Regions from separate parts of the Homo sapiens genome. Here regions 1 and 2 are each linked to region 3. A link is an interaction called in ENCODE POLR2A ChIA-PET data of the cell type or tissue named here. Cell type or tissue: CD4-positive, alpha-beta T cell. All regions are shown on one strand. Each heading gives the region's core, and the rest is flanking DNA. Links, peaks and the distances in the headings are about the cores only. Region 1 has its middle 13 kb from the start of SKIC8. Region 2 overlaps IREB2 (iron responsive element binding protein 2). Region 3 holds the start of PSMA4 (proteasome 20S subunit alpha 4).

Evidence for each region. Peaks named below come from ENCODE experiments on the same cell type or tissue, not always from the same donor. Only the 100,000 strongest peaks of a DNase experiment are listed, where the experiment ranks them.
Region 1: POLR2A ChIA-PET joins it to region 3 with 9 read pairs; 4 of 35 experiments call an interaction of 5 or more read pairs at or near these places.
Region 2: POLR2A ChIA-PET joins it to region 3 with 8 read pairs; 8 of 35 experiments call an interaction of 5 or more read pairs at or near these places.

The regions. Positions count from the first base shown.
Region 1 is chr15:78,310,221-78,315,526 of GRCh38, reverse strand. No RefSeq gene overlaps it. Among named protein-coding and RNA genes, the nearest start is that of SKIC8, 13 kb to the right of the region's middle. In CD4-positive, alpha-beta T cell, for the core only: no CTCF peak of the experiment used is centred there; no DNase peak of the experiment used is centred there.
Region 2 is chr15:78,458,790-78,464,095 of GRCh38, reverse strand. It overlaps IREB2 (iron responsive element binding protein 2), which reads right to left. Exons shown (of 22, transcript NM_004136.4): 3 at 1,009-1,174. Among named protein-coding and RNA genes, the nearest start is that of IREB2, 23 kb to the right of the region's middle. In CD4-positive, alpha-beta T cell, for the core only: no CTCF peak of the experiment used is centred there; a DNase peak (open chromatin) is centred at 2,415.
Region 3 is chr15:78,537,443-78,542,748 of GRCh38, reverse strand. PSMA4 (proteasome 20S subunit alpha 4) reads right to left here and starts at 2,305. Exons shown (of 9, transcript NM_002789.6): 1 at 2,210-2,305; 2 at 819-844; 3 at 530-572; 4 at 104-266. The coding sequence starts at 821. RefSeq lists enhancers at 1,157-2,049, 2,158-2,267 and a silencer at 1,808-2,077. In CD4-positive, alpha-beta T cell, for the core only: no CTCF peak of the experiment used is centred there; DNase peaks (open chromatin) are centred at 2,038 and 2,328; H3K4me3 peaks cover 2,401 bases; H3K27ac peaks cover 2,329 bases.

The DNA of each region.
Region 1 (5,306 bases), core at 112-5,111, 230 kb after region 3:
GGGTCTTGCTATGTTGCCCAGGCTGGTGTTGAACTCCTGACCTCAAGCAATCCTTCTGCCTCAGTCTCCCAAAGTTCTGGGATTACAGACATGAGCCACTGAGCCAGCCTAAAGCCCCCTTTAAAATGCAGACACAGAGCAGGAAGAGTGGCAGAAAGGATGGAAGGAGTGCCAGCAGCCAGGAAGCCATAGCTGGCCACTCACGGAAAGCCAGAGCACAGTACTAGAGACACAGAAGGCTGTGGATGGGAGTGGGCATCTGGGGACTAGGCTCACATCCCCACTCTGCCCTGGCCCTCTTGGGGATCTTAGGTCAGCCATGTCCTTCCCTGAGACCTTACCTTTCAGCAGAATGAAAGACTCAAAACAGGAAGCAATGATCCTATCACTATTCGCTCCCGTTTATCAAGCACTCTCTGTAAGCCAAGCACTGCGCTAAGTGCTGCTGAGTCCTTGTCTTATTAATCTTCGTAACAGACCCAAGAAGAAATTGTCTTCATTTTACAGGTGAGGCTGGGCACGTGGCTCACACCTGTAACCCTAGCACTTTGGAAAGTCAAGGTGGGAGGATCGCTTTAGGCCAGAAGTCCAAGACCAGCCTGGGCAACACAGTGAGACCCTGTCTCTACAAAATAAATAAAAACTAAAATTTTTAAAAATACAGATAAGAAAACAGAGTTTCAATAGCTAAAGTTACTTTTCTTACAAGTGGCTGAGCCCAGGTTAGAACCCAACCTCGGGGCATGCTCCTGGCTTAGGGACAAGGATAAGAGGGGACCAGAGAACAGACAGAGAATTCCAGAGGCCCAGGTTCAGCCAGGAAGCGCAGGTCAAAGTGGGTCCCGAGTGGGGAGGCCCATTAGCCACCAGGCCCCTTGGCCCCTGGAGAGAGGCACAGCGCAGAGGGAAACAGCCCACCTCCCCGCAGGTCTTGCTGAAGACCCTCCATTCCCCTTCTGAATCTCTACCTCCAGCCCCTCCCACAACTGGGTCCCTTTGGCTCCTCCTGTAGGAGTAGCCTCACCCAGGTGGCCTTAATCTGGTGGTCATGGAAATTTCAACAGCCCTGGGCCCGGAGCCCAGCCTGCTCTGCCCTGCTCCCCAGAGCCCCTTTCTAGTTACATGTCCTGGAGCTAGGTCATGGGGCTGGGTCACCTCCCTTCAGCATCTAGAGACCCCGCTAGTCTGTCACCCGAGTGCATCTAATCCTGAGGCTCCCCCTCCTTCCTCTCAGAGTGGCTTTGTCCATCTCCACTCCAGGACCCGACAGGAGGAGCATAGAAAGAGCCCGTGAAGAACCCCGGACTGAGATGGCTGAGGGCTGGGGCCTCGGAGAAGGATTCCCAGGGCATTGGATGGCCACCTGGATTTGGAGATTCACAAAGGAGGGACATTGTTTGATGGGAGAGGAGGCAGATCATAAGGAGTGTGAGCATTGAGGCCAGAGAGGAGGGCCTCACGCCAGCCCACAGCCCTGAAAAGCCCATAGGATGCTGCCTGGATCTTAGAGTTGTGCACAGCAGAAGCCCCCAAGATCTGGTTGCTGAGAGTGGGGAGGTACAGGGCGGAGATCCTGTTGTGGGTTGGGTAGATATCGGAGGGTGAAGGAGTCCAGCATTGGAGCTGTCCTGGTTCGAAGATTCCTTCAGTCTTCTGCAGTCCTCCCGACCACAGCTCAGCAACAGGAGCAGGCTGGTGTTGAGGGGCGGCTGGGGCACCACACTGTGCTGCTGGGGCCCACTCTGCCTGCCCTGCATTTGGCTGTCCAGCTGTGGCTTGTACATCCCCTGGGACTGGAGGCTTATACCTCCAAGGCAGCCCCTACTCCTGTGGCATGGTTCAACCTGTGAGAAAGACCCTTCTTCCTATGAGTCCAGGTGCTTCTCTGTGGCCTGTCCCTAGAGCCTGGCCCCGTTCGAGGTCAGAGACTATATGCATTCCCTCGGACCAGCATAGCCTGACTGAGGTCTGCCCAGCAGGCCCAGCACCCACCCCGCCTCTGCCTCCCCGGTCTCTGCAGGCCAAGGATGCTGCTATTTTTTAGCCATTCCGTGGAGTATGACCTCCTCATCCCCCCGAAACACTGCCTCTCCTCTAGGACCTCAGCTCGGCAGGATCCCTGTCCTCCTGACTGAGTGCTCAGAGCGGATATTCTGCAGTCTAGGGGCCTCTATTACTTGGTTTCCCGTTCCCCACTGATTTGGCAGGAGCCTGGAATTGAAGTCCGTGGAGGATCTGGGTCAGTTTCTTTACATCTAGAGCTTTGCTCAGAGAATAACTCAGTTCTTCAGGCACAAGACACCCCCAATAGCAGTTACCCCCTACACCAATGTGATGAGTTCCCACAGACACCCCAGCCCACCCAGCACAGGCCCCTCACTGACCTCCCAGCCTCCAACAGGTCCCCTGGTTCCTGGCCTTCTCCCGACGGCTGCAAAAGGCTCTTTGGAGTGTCCCTATTCCACACCCCTTCTCACCCCTCAAGAAATCATCTCTGAAGGCAAGGGAATGAGAACTTTATTTGCACACCAAAAAAAAAAAATTGGCCGAATTTATCAAAACAGTGGATTATTTGCAATCATGGGTGCTTGGAAACTGTCTTAGCCTGGATTCCCCCTAAAGCAGAGCCTGAGACAAAGACCCCAAGCAGGGAGCTGTCTTAGGAATTCAATCCCAGAGAGCAGGAGTGAGGGGCAGGGGCGGAACAAAGGAAGAAGCAAAAGCCAGATCAAGGATGCACTGCTGAGTTGGCCACCAGCGCTGAAGGGCCTGTGTCAAGCATCTCAGAACTGTCCCTCAGGGGCCAAAGGGGGAAATATTTACTCATCAGCTTCAATCTCCCATTGGTCAAGGCTGTCCCACAGGCAACAATTCTTCTGGGTGAATGTGGAGTGATTCCCAGGGCAGGAAGATAGAGGTGGAGACTGGGGGAGGGGAGGTGCTGTCAGCTCACGCTTGGGCAGAGCTGGTTGAAACTTGTGCAGAACGGACCCCAGGGTAGTGGCTGTACTAAGAGAGAAGAGGCTGAGAAGATGTGACGTGATGCACATAAGCTGTCCTATGCAGTAGTCAGCTTCATCGCGTGTGACACAGGCAGCTCACAGCTAATGTGACAAGTCAGTGGGAAGGACACCATGGTCAAGAACAGCTGAAGTGGATCAGAAGGTCAAAACTGGAAGGAGGCTGGGCGTGGTGTCTCACGCCTGTAATCCCAGCACTTTGGGAGGCCGAGGCGGGAGGCTCACTTGAGGTCAGGTGTTTGAGACAAGCCCGGGCAACACAGGGAGACCCTATCTCTACAAAAATAAAAATAAAATAAATTAGCCAGGCATGGTGGTGCACACCTGTAGTCTCAGCTACTCAGGAGGCTGAGGTGGGAGGGTCGCTTGAGCCCTGGAGTTTGAGCTGCAGTGACAGTGATCACGCCACTGCACTCCAGCCTGGGTGACAGAGCAAGACTCTGTCTCAAAACAAAAACTGAAGGAGTCCCAGAGCCAATGGACTCACGGGACAGACAGCTAGGGAAACTGAGGTCCAGAGAGGGTTCAGGCAGAGGCAGGCTAGAGAGTCTCCCTTTCAGAGCCAGAGATGGTTCCTGAGGCCATCTGGGTGACTTGCCAGCTTCATGCCTGGCACACACTTAATGATCAAAACTAGGAATGATATCAACAGTGACAATAACAGTAATGGCTCCTGATGTGAGGTTCCGTGTTCTGGCTGCTAAGCCCCTCGGCCTCCAGGGGCACTTTGGGCGTAACTGCACAGCAAGGTCTCCACATGCTTTCATTCTTCTGCTATTAATTTTAGTGCAATGGCAGTCAAGGAGTAAAAGCAGTGCTTTCACCTGGATATGCCAGCTCTGGCACCAGGATGCACTGGAGACTCACATCTAATGGGGGGCCTGGACCTCAGCTCTCTCTCTGAGTTAAGGGCAGTGTGTGGAAGGAGCTTTGTGGTGAGGCTGTTCTAAAGCTACCTTTGGCTTCTTGAATTCCCTTTGTCCTTCAGAAGTGCATTCGATACAGGAGTCCTGGGACTTTCCCAAGCTTACCAGCTTGGGGCCAGCACCTGTTCACCCTGGCAAGAGATCCTGGGCTTAACCTGTGGCAGGAAGGGATTTCCAGGTTCTTTTGGAAACCTCACGGCGGTGAGTTCTCTTCCTAGAGCTCCTTTTGCCCCCTTGCCTCCCAAGTGCAGGCCCCTCTGGGTCAGCACTTCCCTGCAGTCCTGCCTTTCCCACCTGGCTCTCAATCCTTTGACCTCCCCCCAACCCCACCACCAACTTTGTAAATAAAAATCCCTATATTTTCAGCTCTTTCACGGTCCCTTATTCCAACCTTGCTGTCACCACAGCTGGCTCTCTGTAGAGGACAGCGGTTCCTGGCAGCCTCTGGAGGGGACACTGCAGGTGTGCACACCTGGATTGAGACTGACACCCCCAGCAACATAACAGAACCACTCAAGGGGATGCTGGAGCTGGTACATACCAGCTTACCAGAGCAGATTGTACATATTGGTCAGCAACTTCCTGTCCGTGGCGTGAAATAGCCCATGGGGCATGGTGGCAGGTGCCTGTAATCCCAGCTACTCGGGAGGCAGGAGAATCACTTGAACCCAGGAGGCAGAGGTTGCAGTGAGTCAAGATAGCTCCACTGCACTCCAGCCTGGGCCTGGGCAACAGAGTGAGACTCCATTTCAAAAATAAAAGAAATAGCCCATGGGAGCTGTATTTACACTATGGAAATCAGCAAATGCTATAAGCCAGGTTTAGGGTTTTTCTCTGAAGAGCCTGTTGTTAAACACCTACCAGCACACCATGAACCCCTGATTCTCCTCCTTCTGCCCCTTTGAGACTCTCACCATCCAGGCAGACCCCTGGCTATGTTTGAATGTGTCCCCCAAAGTTCGTGTGTTGGAAACTTAATCCCCAAAGTGACAGTGTTAGAGGTGGAACTTTTAAGAGCTGATTAGGCCGTGAGGATGCCACCCTCATGAATGGATTCATGCTGTTATAGTGGGAGTGGGTTCCTTATAAAAGGACAAGTTCAGCCCCTCTTGCACTCTCTCTCTCTCTCTCTGTCTCTGTCTCTCCTCGCCTTCCCCCATCACCCTGTCTCTCCCTCTCCCTTCCTTGCCCTTCTGCCTTCTGCCATGGAATGACACAGTAAGAAGGGCCTTATAAGACACCAGTAACTTGATCTTGGACTTCCCAGCCTTCAGAACTGTGAGAAAAGAAATTTCTTTTCTTTCTAAATTACCCAGTCTTGGCCAGGCACGGTGGCTCAGGCCTGTAATCCCAGCACTTT
Region 2 (5,306 bases), core at 114-5,113, 79 kb after region 3:
GGGACTAGAACCACAATGACAGTGATAGAGATGGAAAGAAATAATTGGACACAAGATATATTTAAAAGGTAGCACTGACAGAGCTTGCTGATAGACTGGGTTAGAGGGTATTAAAGAAAGAGAAAAATCAAGGCTAACTCCTAGATTTGAAGCCTAAACAAATGGGAGTGTATGGTGCCATTTACTATAACAGAAAAGACTTAGAAAGAAATAGGTGAGTTGAGATAGACAATCAAAAACTCAAGTTTTGATGGCTGGGTACGGTGGCTCATGCCTATAATCCCAGAGCTTTGGGAGGCAGAGGCAGGAGGATCGCTTGAGCCCAGGAGGTTGAGGCTGCAGTGAACTATGACTGCATTACTGCACTCTCGCCTAGGTGACAGAGTGAGACTACCTCAAAATAAAATCAAGTTTTCAATATGTTAAGTTTGAGAAACCTATTGAGAGATCATAAGAAGGTAGTTAAACAAAAGCAGTTTTTGAATAAATGGTACAAAACAGTGCCTAATTTTTAATGAATTGCTTCAGTTTAGAAAGGGCAAAATTTTTAAGTTTATAAACTAACCTTAAAAAAACAAACAAAAACAAAACAAAACAAAAAAACACAGAGCCATCCATTAGGAAGTCTGATTTTTTATTTTATTTTTTATTTTTAGAGACAGGGTCTTGCATTGTCACCCAGGCTGGAGTGCAGTGGTGTGATCACAGCTCACTGCAGCCTCAACCTCCTGGGCTTAAGTAATCCTCCCACCTCAGCCTCCAGAGTAGCTGGGACTACAGGCATGCACCATTACATTCGGCTAATTAAAAAAATTTTTTTGTACAGACAGCGTCTCACTATGTTGCCCAGACTGACTGCAAACTCCCAGGCTCAAGTGATCTTCCTGCCTTGGCCTCCCAAAGTACTGGGATTAGAGGTATGAACAACCACACCTACCCAAGAGTCTGTATTTTAAAAAGGAAACACACTCTAAGAGTTCATTCACAAAAAATAAACCCATTACTCACGTAAAATCTTGAAGAAGAACACGGGCAGGGAAAAAGGGCACTTCAACATTGCTTTGTTTGGTTTTCCAGTCTAAAATGTTCATAACATCTTCCTTCTTCATTAAAAAGCCATCACAATTTCGTACAGCAGCTTCCAACAAGACCCGTATTGAGTAAGGCAGAACATCTGATTCAAGAAAATATTACTATTAATAAGCAAACAGTCATACCTATATATTATTTTTAAAATGCCATAGCAAAAAGTTAGACAAAGACAAAAATGCACTGTTTTCTCAATTTAAACAATTCATTTTTAGTCTGACAAACTAGAGTGTAACACCATTCGTGTTAACATCAGGTGTTTTGTAACTGACTTTCCTGTACATAACCTCAAAGCCTTGAAAAAAGCAGAGATAAAAACCTTCATACAAGAGCTGCATTAATTTAGGAATATCATACTGCAACTATGACAAATACTTCATATTCAAGGAATTCACAGAAAAACTAAAAAAAAGCACAGAATATCAGAATTCAATTCAATAATGCAGACATCCCCTGGTATGGCAAAAAGAAAATGATTAAACTGTATAAATGTCTGTAATAAATTTAAAATTTTCCATCAAAAATGATTAAAGTTTAAAAGTAAATTGGAATGCCTGAGTGAGTAAAATTCATTTCACGAAAACTTTGATTCACTCTTAATTACTTCAAGGACACAATTGAGAAAGTGATTTCAATATTTTAAAATTTTCAATCATATTAAATTCTCACACCAGATTGTGCCACACAAAAGTGTTTCCTTAGGATTTAAAGAGAAGACTGAATTAATATGGGGTTAGTTGAATAAATCACTGTAATCCACACAATGGATTACCATGCAGCTGTTTAAAGGAGTGAAGAGTTACATGCTGATAAACAGTGAGCTCCAGAATATATATCATTAAGAGAAAAAGCAGGGCAGAACAGTGTTTATAGTATGCTAACTTTCCTGTAAGAAAGAGAGTTTAAAAACATATCCATAATATATTATTTTAAAATAAACATAAGATCATCAAATGTGTATTATGAGAAATATAATTTTAAAAATATATTAGCATGCATATTTTAACAAAAAGAAACAACGAAAGGATAAACAAAAAAACTAAGCATATATCTCACACGGTATTTCCACTGTACTTCCTTATTGGGAGTACCTTTTTGGTACAAAAAGGTATCACAAAGAAAGAAAACTATATTCAGTCATTAGTGCTGCTATTCAGAGATTGTGACTGGTGTAACAAGCAGCAAGCAAAAAAGTACTTTTTGTTACTATGGTTTCAAGAGCACAGAAGTATAAAATCAGAGTAGCTAATGAGAGCTAAAGTAACACTAAGTATTTTTTTGTTATTTCACAGGAGCGTTTGCATTTCCTGCTCACTGGGTGAGGTGGAGGGGGGCGAGGAGGAGGAAGTATGCAGAGAGAAGACTTCTGTGCCTGTGAGTTACATTAGTTCAGATTGTCTAACCATTGTTCTATATATGTAATTTAGTTAATACTGTTGTGTGTAAAGGATAAACAACTCCTAAGGCTCAAAGTATGTTAAAAGTAGAGGCAGTAAAATAATCCGTTTTTAAACATCCTTTTTTTTAGGAAGGCCTGTCTTCTGGGAGTGGTATTTGTTAACCTACTTCTAAGAGCTAGATGCAGTAATGTACTTAGTCACTGAAATGATAGAAGAGGGAAAAGGGGTGAAGGGTAAGGCTCTTTACTAGTGTCTCCATATCCAGAGGACAGGTTTTAGATTTTAACCATAGGTCTCTATGTGCATTTTTGGTAACTCATCTGTTTACTGTGAACAAAGTTCAATCTTTATTTTGCAACATCTAAGCTTTATAGATGTCCTGAGGTGACAATGTATGATAAAAAGCAGAGATAGTGAGTTAGCCAATTTGTAAATATCTTGGTATAATTGATGGAAAAGACGCATCTTGAACATGGAACTGTTAAACCACCTAGGTAGGGTGTATCAGGACTCATTCAATAGGTTGGCAGCTGAACGGCAGAAGGTAGCTTTGGGGTTCTGAACTAATAAATGTTCATGATATGTGAAAAAGCATGATACATACTGTATGATCTCAATCACATAAAAATGGATGTTATGTATATACACACACAAGACCTAGAAGGGCATGTCAAACTGCTTATGATTGTGGATGACTCTGTTCCTCATTTCTTGTGTTTTTCAGTTTCCAATAGCGCACGTTAATTTTTTTTAAAATGAAGCTTATTTTTAAAATCTGGAAAAAAAAATCACAGTAGCCAAGTTAAGTCCTTACATTTCAATTATAAACATGGATACGAACTCATGATTTATTTTTCTCTTCCTAAAAATTAGGTATTTTCTAGCTCTGTCACTGAAAATGCCTAGAATAACAACCCAACAGTAACAAACCCTTAACAACTGTTTGTTGTTTCTAAAAACTATTTCCTAAACACACACAACAGAACAGTTTTTCAGAGAAATGACTGATTCTAATCTGGAGAAGGATTTGTACAAAATGAGCCTGGATATCTTGTGTCCGAAACCAAAGAAGTTATCAAAGACTAATGGGGACACTAACGGGTCAATCTGAGCATCAAAATGAGTAATAACTATAATTCACCAAAATACATCAAATATATAAGTAGCCCTTAGTTCATAATGACTCTTAAAAAACCTTTCATTGATCACCAATGAGAGTTGCTAGGGCATCAACTCATTACTCTGAAAACTGACAAATAAAGGGGGAAAATCAATAGTTAATATTATCTTTCCTCCTTTCAGGTAACCAAATAGACAAAAGTACTTTGTTATAGAAGAATTACAGCTAGTAAATGTGGAAGAAACGATGTAATCTGAAAGATCACCAATGTGCAACACCTAATGAAATAATGGATCTAGATAATGGTCACAAATGGGTGCTAAAATCATTAGGATTTATGTGGATGGCGCGCTTACAAGCTGGTAACACTCATACCCACTTAGCATCACCAAAAGTAAGATATTAGAGATATTATTTGCCTCCTGATGAAACAAAAAACTACATGTTCCAACTAGGAAGTGTTCTCGCAAAAATAAGAACACTTACTATCTTGCAAAAATAAACCTGAATCTAATTAAACCTCTAGCTCTAACTTCCAGTTAACTGAAAACATGGGGGTTAGTAGGAAAGTAAAATGAAACCCCAAAGAAGCTATCAGCCAAATCTAGAATGTGGGACATTCTACAGGATAAAGAACCTAGGTTTTTCAACATAAAAATGGCACGAAAAAAGAGGAGAGGAAGACTATTACAGATTACAAGAAACTTAAAAGACGTAACAACCAAATACTGTGTTGGCCCTATTTGGATACTGTTTCAACAAACCAAATGTAAAAATGTATTTTTGAGATAACCAGAAAAATCTGAATACGAACTCAGTTTTAGATTTTATTAAGTGGCCAGGCACGGTGGCTCACCGCCTGTAATCGCAAAATTTTGGGAGGCCGACGTGGGTGGATCACTCGAGGTCAAGAGTTACAGACCAGCCTGACCAACATGGCGAAACCCCGTCTCTACTAAAAATACAAAAATTAGCCTGGCATGGTGGCATGCACCTGTAATCCAAGCTATTCAGGAGGCTGAGGCTCAAGAATTGCTTGAACCCAGGAGGCAGATTCTACACCGAGCGGAGACCTTGCCACTGCACTCCAGCCTGGGCAACAGAGCGAGACTCTGTCTCAAAAAACAAAAAACAAAAAAACCAAAACAAACAAACAAAAAACCCAATTATATTAAGGGATTACTTAATTTTGTTAGGTATAACAATGGCACTGTGATTTTTTAAAAGTCCTTTTATATAACAGCTATGCATATGGAAGAATATTTACAGGTTAAAATATGGTAAAATATATGAAACAAAAGATTGGCAAAATGCTGATAAATGGCTGACAATTACATGGTGGGTTACAAAAGTATTCTCACGCTACTTTTTTTTCCCGTTAAGAATATACTTATTGGCCAGGTATGGTGGCACATACCTGTAATCCCCGCACTTTGGGAGGGGGGACTGCTTGAGTCCAGGAGATCAAGACTAGCCTGGGCAACATGGTGGAAACCCCATCTCTACTAAAAATACAAAAAACTAGCCAGGTATCCTGGTGTGAGAGTGTGGCTCCAGCTCCTTGGGAGGCTGAGATGGGAGAACCACCTGAGGCTGGGAAGTCAAGGCTGATCTTGCCACTGCACTCCAGCCCGGGAAATGGGAGTGAGACCCTGTCTCAAAAAACAACAACAAAACGAATATATTTATTGACTTTT
Region 3 (5,306 bases), core at 98-5,097:
CAATTCTACCACATCGCACGGAAGAGCCCTCCCAAATTACATAGATCCCACTTATGTGAGAAAGTGAGATTTTTTTTAAACTCTTTCCTAAAATCTCACTTACTCATTGAGTTTATAAATTTTTTCAGAAAAAAAGACTTCATCAAGAAGCTTGTGGATGTTGCGTCTCTCTGCTGCAAGCAAAACACCATCATTTGCTAAAATTCCCAAACAGGTGCCTGCATGTCCAATAGCTTCCATGGCATATTCAACTTGGTATAAGCGACCTACAAAACAAAAGCAGTGAGAAGCCAAGACTCTCCTCTGTGCTCCTGCACCACTGGCCCAAAAGAAATCAGCAATGAAGCAAGCTAGAAACAAATTTCCACTTTCACTCTTCTATGGTATAATCAACCTGGTGATGATAATTGCTTCAAAGTACAAAAAGGATGAACTTTGCAACTACCAAAAAAAGTTTGTAATTTTTTTTTCTAAAAGTCTAACACATTTATTTTTAAACTTGAGGCAGATTAAACAATTTCTATTTTACCTTCTGGAGAAAATATAGTGGTCCTGGAGTCATATCTTCGAGACTGCAAAGGAAAAACACATGAGTGATTCCTACCCACTGAAAGTAGGCCAACTCCTGCAAGCCTACAAATGATCTTACAAAACCTATCCTGGTATACAAAGTTCAATAGGTGAGAGGAAACTGACAAGAAAAAAGGCACCTTCTCACTGCTTTCCTTCTATTTCAATTTTCCCACTCAAGTCTGTAAACTGAGTACAAGCAATACTGTTTATCAGGCAACCGTTTATTGGCATGTGTATTAACTCACCATGTTTTCTGAACTTTATATAGTTCCTGTAAAAAGAAAATCAGATCATCATTAAAATAAGATTCACAAATTAAAAAGCATTTGCTGACTTTACAAATCTGTTTTATTTACTCCCTTTATTCAGCTAAGTGTCAGGCATTATGCTAGATGCTGGAATACCAAAATGTGTAAAACCAGTTCCTGTCCTGAAAAGCTAATACTGGCAGTTAGGTGAGAGAGGCAGTCATAGATTATAATGTGGAAAGAGGAACCGGGGGTAGGGTGGGAAAAGGGATGATGAAAGAATCAAGAAAGTATTTTTTGAGAAATCGATACAGAAAATGAAAGTAAATCAGAGATGGGAGAGGCAGAAATAAGGCTGAGAACCCTTGGGTCTAAGAGAAAGAACAGGGGAAGAAAGAAGGGCATTCCACACAGAGCAGAAAGTATGAACAAAGGGTACGGAGGCAGGATAGTTTAGTGGGCATGAGATAAACTGCTGATGCTTTTAAAATATATATAAATAAGAGCTAAGCGAGTATCCAAATCACGCAGAGCCTTGAAAGCCAAGGCAAGAGGCTGAGGCCTTCTCCAGAGAGTGATCTGGGTCCTGAACTTGGGGGTGGAGGCAGTTATCTTGGGCACCATCAGTACCATTCGTGCAAAAGGCAATACTAGGTGTTCAGCGTTATTTGGTAAAGCCTCAGTCCAAGGCCCACATTTCCAAATACTGGAATATAGGGAATCAAGACTGGAAAGGTAAGCTGGAATCAAATCCTGGAGAGCCCGCGTGCCCAGGTAAAAACAGAATTTTATCTCTCAGCCAATGGGGCTCCTCTGAATGATTCCCAAGGCCCACAGGAACTGATTGGCATTTTAAATGATCACTCTGGCTGGTGAGAGACCGAGGGCAGCGAACTGGTTGAGGTAATTGCAATAGGAATGGTGCAAAGTAAGGATGGCACAGAGCAGAGAAGCAGGGAGGACACAGAGACACTCGCCGGGGATTTCTGATTCGAGCTTTAAGCACAACTTTCTGTTGTCTCCACGCCTGACGCCGGGCACAGCACTATTTTGAGTTCACCGGCACCTCCGGGAGAGCTAACTTTCACGTACCGAACTCCTGAGGACGGAAGCCACCCCAACTCTCGGTCCTGCCCACAGACCCCCACCCTCAGCCCGCCCCCTCGCGGGCCCCGGCGTCCAGGCTTGGCACTGGGAAGCCCCCGACGGCGGCCGGCGGGGGCCATTCCCGGCGGTCGGTCCGTCACAGAGGAGGCGGTGCAGAGTCATCGTGCCCACGGCTCCTCGGCGGCAACTGCAGGCCGGGACCGACTGTCTTGACGTTCACGACCCCCGCCCAATGGGAAAGCGGCCAAGCTTCCGCGGGCCCCAAGGGGCCAAAGGCTCACCAGATGGAAGACCCTGAAGACCTGAGATGTCCACGGAGCCCTTAACTCCACGGAAGAATAAACCACCACCGCTCACCGAATAACCGCTGCTAATATGGCCCCCGCGCATGCGCAGAACCGCTGGGTTGGGGCGGGGGGAGCGGGACGGCCGAGGACGCGGAAGTCCTTCTTGCGGGGCGGAGCTAGAACCCGTGCCCCTCGTGGGAGCTGGGTCGCGGGGGTGCTGAGGCTCTGGGGCGCTGCAGCTTAGGCTAGGGTCCTCAGCAGGTGGAGGAGTTGCTGTGCCATGGGGAAGAGGGCAGGAAGACAGTAGCCAACCAGGAGGTGGAATAGCTAATTTCTTTCTCTTACCCTTGGCGCTCTCCTTTCATTTTCTCTTCACTATTCAGACCTAGGATAGCAAATAGTGTGGACCGGCTTCTTAATTGCTATCATTCCTGTCCTGTTTCCCAAAATGGTTCCAACCACATGAGACTTTACCCCTCTCATCACCTTCCTTTTTCATTCTGGCTTTCACTTTTACTGCTGATGCATACATTTTGGACATACACATTATGATGAGGAAGGCCGGGTGGCTCATGCCTGTAATCCCAGCACCTTGGGAGGTCGAGGCGGGTGGATCACCTGAGGTCGGGAGTTCGAGACCAGCTTGGCCAACATGGTGAAACCGTCTCTACTAAAATTAACAAAAATTAGCCGGGTGTGTGGTGCACGCCTGTAATCCCAGCTACTTGGGAGGCTGAGGCACGAGAATCGCTTGAACTCGGGAGGCGGAGGTTGCAGTGAGCCGAGAGTGCGCCACTTCACTCCAGCCTGAGACTCCATCTCAAAAAAAAAAAAATTATGATGAGGGTCGAGCATGGTGACTCATGCTTGTAATTACACCGCTTTGGGAGGCTGAGGCAGGAGGATGGCTTGAGGCTAGGAGTTTGGAGGCTGCAGTGAGCTATGATCGCACCACTGCACTCCAGCCTGGGTGACAGAGAAAGACACTGGCTCTAAAAATTAAATTAAAAAAAATTATGATCAGGTTCACACTTTTGGGGGAATTTTCACCTTGGTCTCTTTCTCTGCTTTTCACCAGTCAGAAAGGATTTCCCTGACCAGCACAGTTAAAGCAATACCCTACCGTCAGCATATACTCGCACCATTTTATCTTCTTTACTGAAATTGTCATACTTGTTTCTGTGTTCATTATCCATCTCTCCACCTTTTTGCTCATTCAGCCTCGGTCCGTATGTAAACTATCTACTATGCATTTTAGGTTTTTTCAGGCTAGAAGGTTGACTAGATCTGGGTTAATATGAAGTCATCTGCTCACAGTCTCTCCCAAAAAGCAGCCCACTGGGCAGAAACTCCTCTTCATGTTGGTTGCAAAATTATTGGGGGATCTGGGCTTTGAAAAGGAGATAGCTTGGAAGTAAGTTACATTTTGAGGTCTCGCCTATCGTCTCTACTTTCCAAGCACACAGGGAAGTGAGCCAAGGCAAGATGGCAAAGAGCCACACGCAGGTGGTGCTCTGAAAGCATCCTCAGGTGGTGTAACTTATGGCATCTCTGAGGGCCCCTGCCTGCCACCTTAGTTCATTCTGCGGAATTCAGTGAACAGTCACTTTTAAGTGAGAGGTAGAATTTCTCAGGTCAAGAGAGGGATTCCTTGAGAAAAAGGGCAAGAGAAGAATGAGTCTGACAAGTGTGGGTGACTGAGTAGTTCGGTCTGATCTGAATGGAGGAGATAATACAGGAAGTAAGGAAAGGCATTTGAGGCCTAAGTGTAGAGTGCCTTTAATGCCAGAATTTGTTTTGGTCAGTAATGGGAAGACAGGATTAAAGTGATGTTTTAGGATGATGAACCCTCAACATCTCTCATCCCACATGTTCCTCTTACAATGTGCCACAGATGGTTCCCACTGAGAGGTTCTGTGTCCCCTTATTCTGAATCTGGGTGAGCCTGTGACTACAATGGAAGTGATATCATGTGACTTCCAAGAGCAAATCACAAATGGTGATATGGTTCTGTCTTGTCCTCTTGGGATGGTCGTTCTTGGGACCCAGGCACTGTGCTGTGAGGAAGCAAAGGCCACATGGAGAGGTGTTTGGCCAACAGCCTAGATGAAGTCCCAGTGTCACCTGCCAGACAGCTGAGTGAAGATTCCTCCAGATGATCCTAGTACCCAGTTGTAACCAGGCAGCTTAGCTTCAAACTGCATTAAAAATTTTTTCCCCTTTTCCTTGGGTTTAAAGATATAACCTTGAAGCAAACTGCAGAAACCTTTTCTAGAGTCCACATCCCTCCCTTTCTCATTGTATATACTCCCTTCACATTTATCCAACTGTCTACTAGTATCTAATTATGTGTCTTCTTAGAAGTTCCAGGGGTCAATCCTGAGACACACAGACCAAGTCTGGAGACCCAGCTGCAAAGTTCCAGAGATTACTTCAAGACAGCTAGTTAACAACCTGGCTGTTGTTGAAATGCCATCAGCCCAGGGTCCAGGTGGACCAGGACCCAAGATAGCCACCAGAATAAGACACACAGACACTGTACTCAGCCCAGTTCTTGTCTGCCTTCCTTATCAAGTTTTCCCTTTTTAAACCCCTGCCTTCTTCCTAAAAATAGAAGCCGTTAATTTGGATAGGAATCCGATTGCTTTCCCTTTACTATTTTTGGCTAATAAATTCTGTCTTTCTATTATACCTCACCCTTGTCAATTGGACTCTGTAAGAAGCAAGTGTTCGGTTACACAGTGATTGAGTCTCTCCCAGGCATCAAATCTCTCCCAGCCTTAAAGTCTTCCTAGCTGAGGCCCCAACACTGGGGGGAGCAGAGACAAACTGTCCCAGGGCCTGCCTGAATTCATGACTGCCAGAAACCATGAGCTAATAAAATGATTAAAGTTTTAAGCCACAATTTTTTTTGGTCATCACACAGCAATATATGTAACCAGAGTTTTTATCTGCCTACATAATATGAAGTGCAGAGGTTAGGGAGACTAAGAATACCAGAAAGTAAAGTTCTGTTGTAGTCCAGGGGCGCTAAAAGCCTGAACAGAAGAAGGCACTTGCAAGAGCAAAGAGTCTTTGCCAGACATATGGT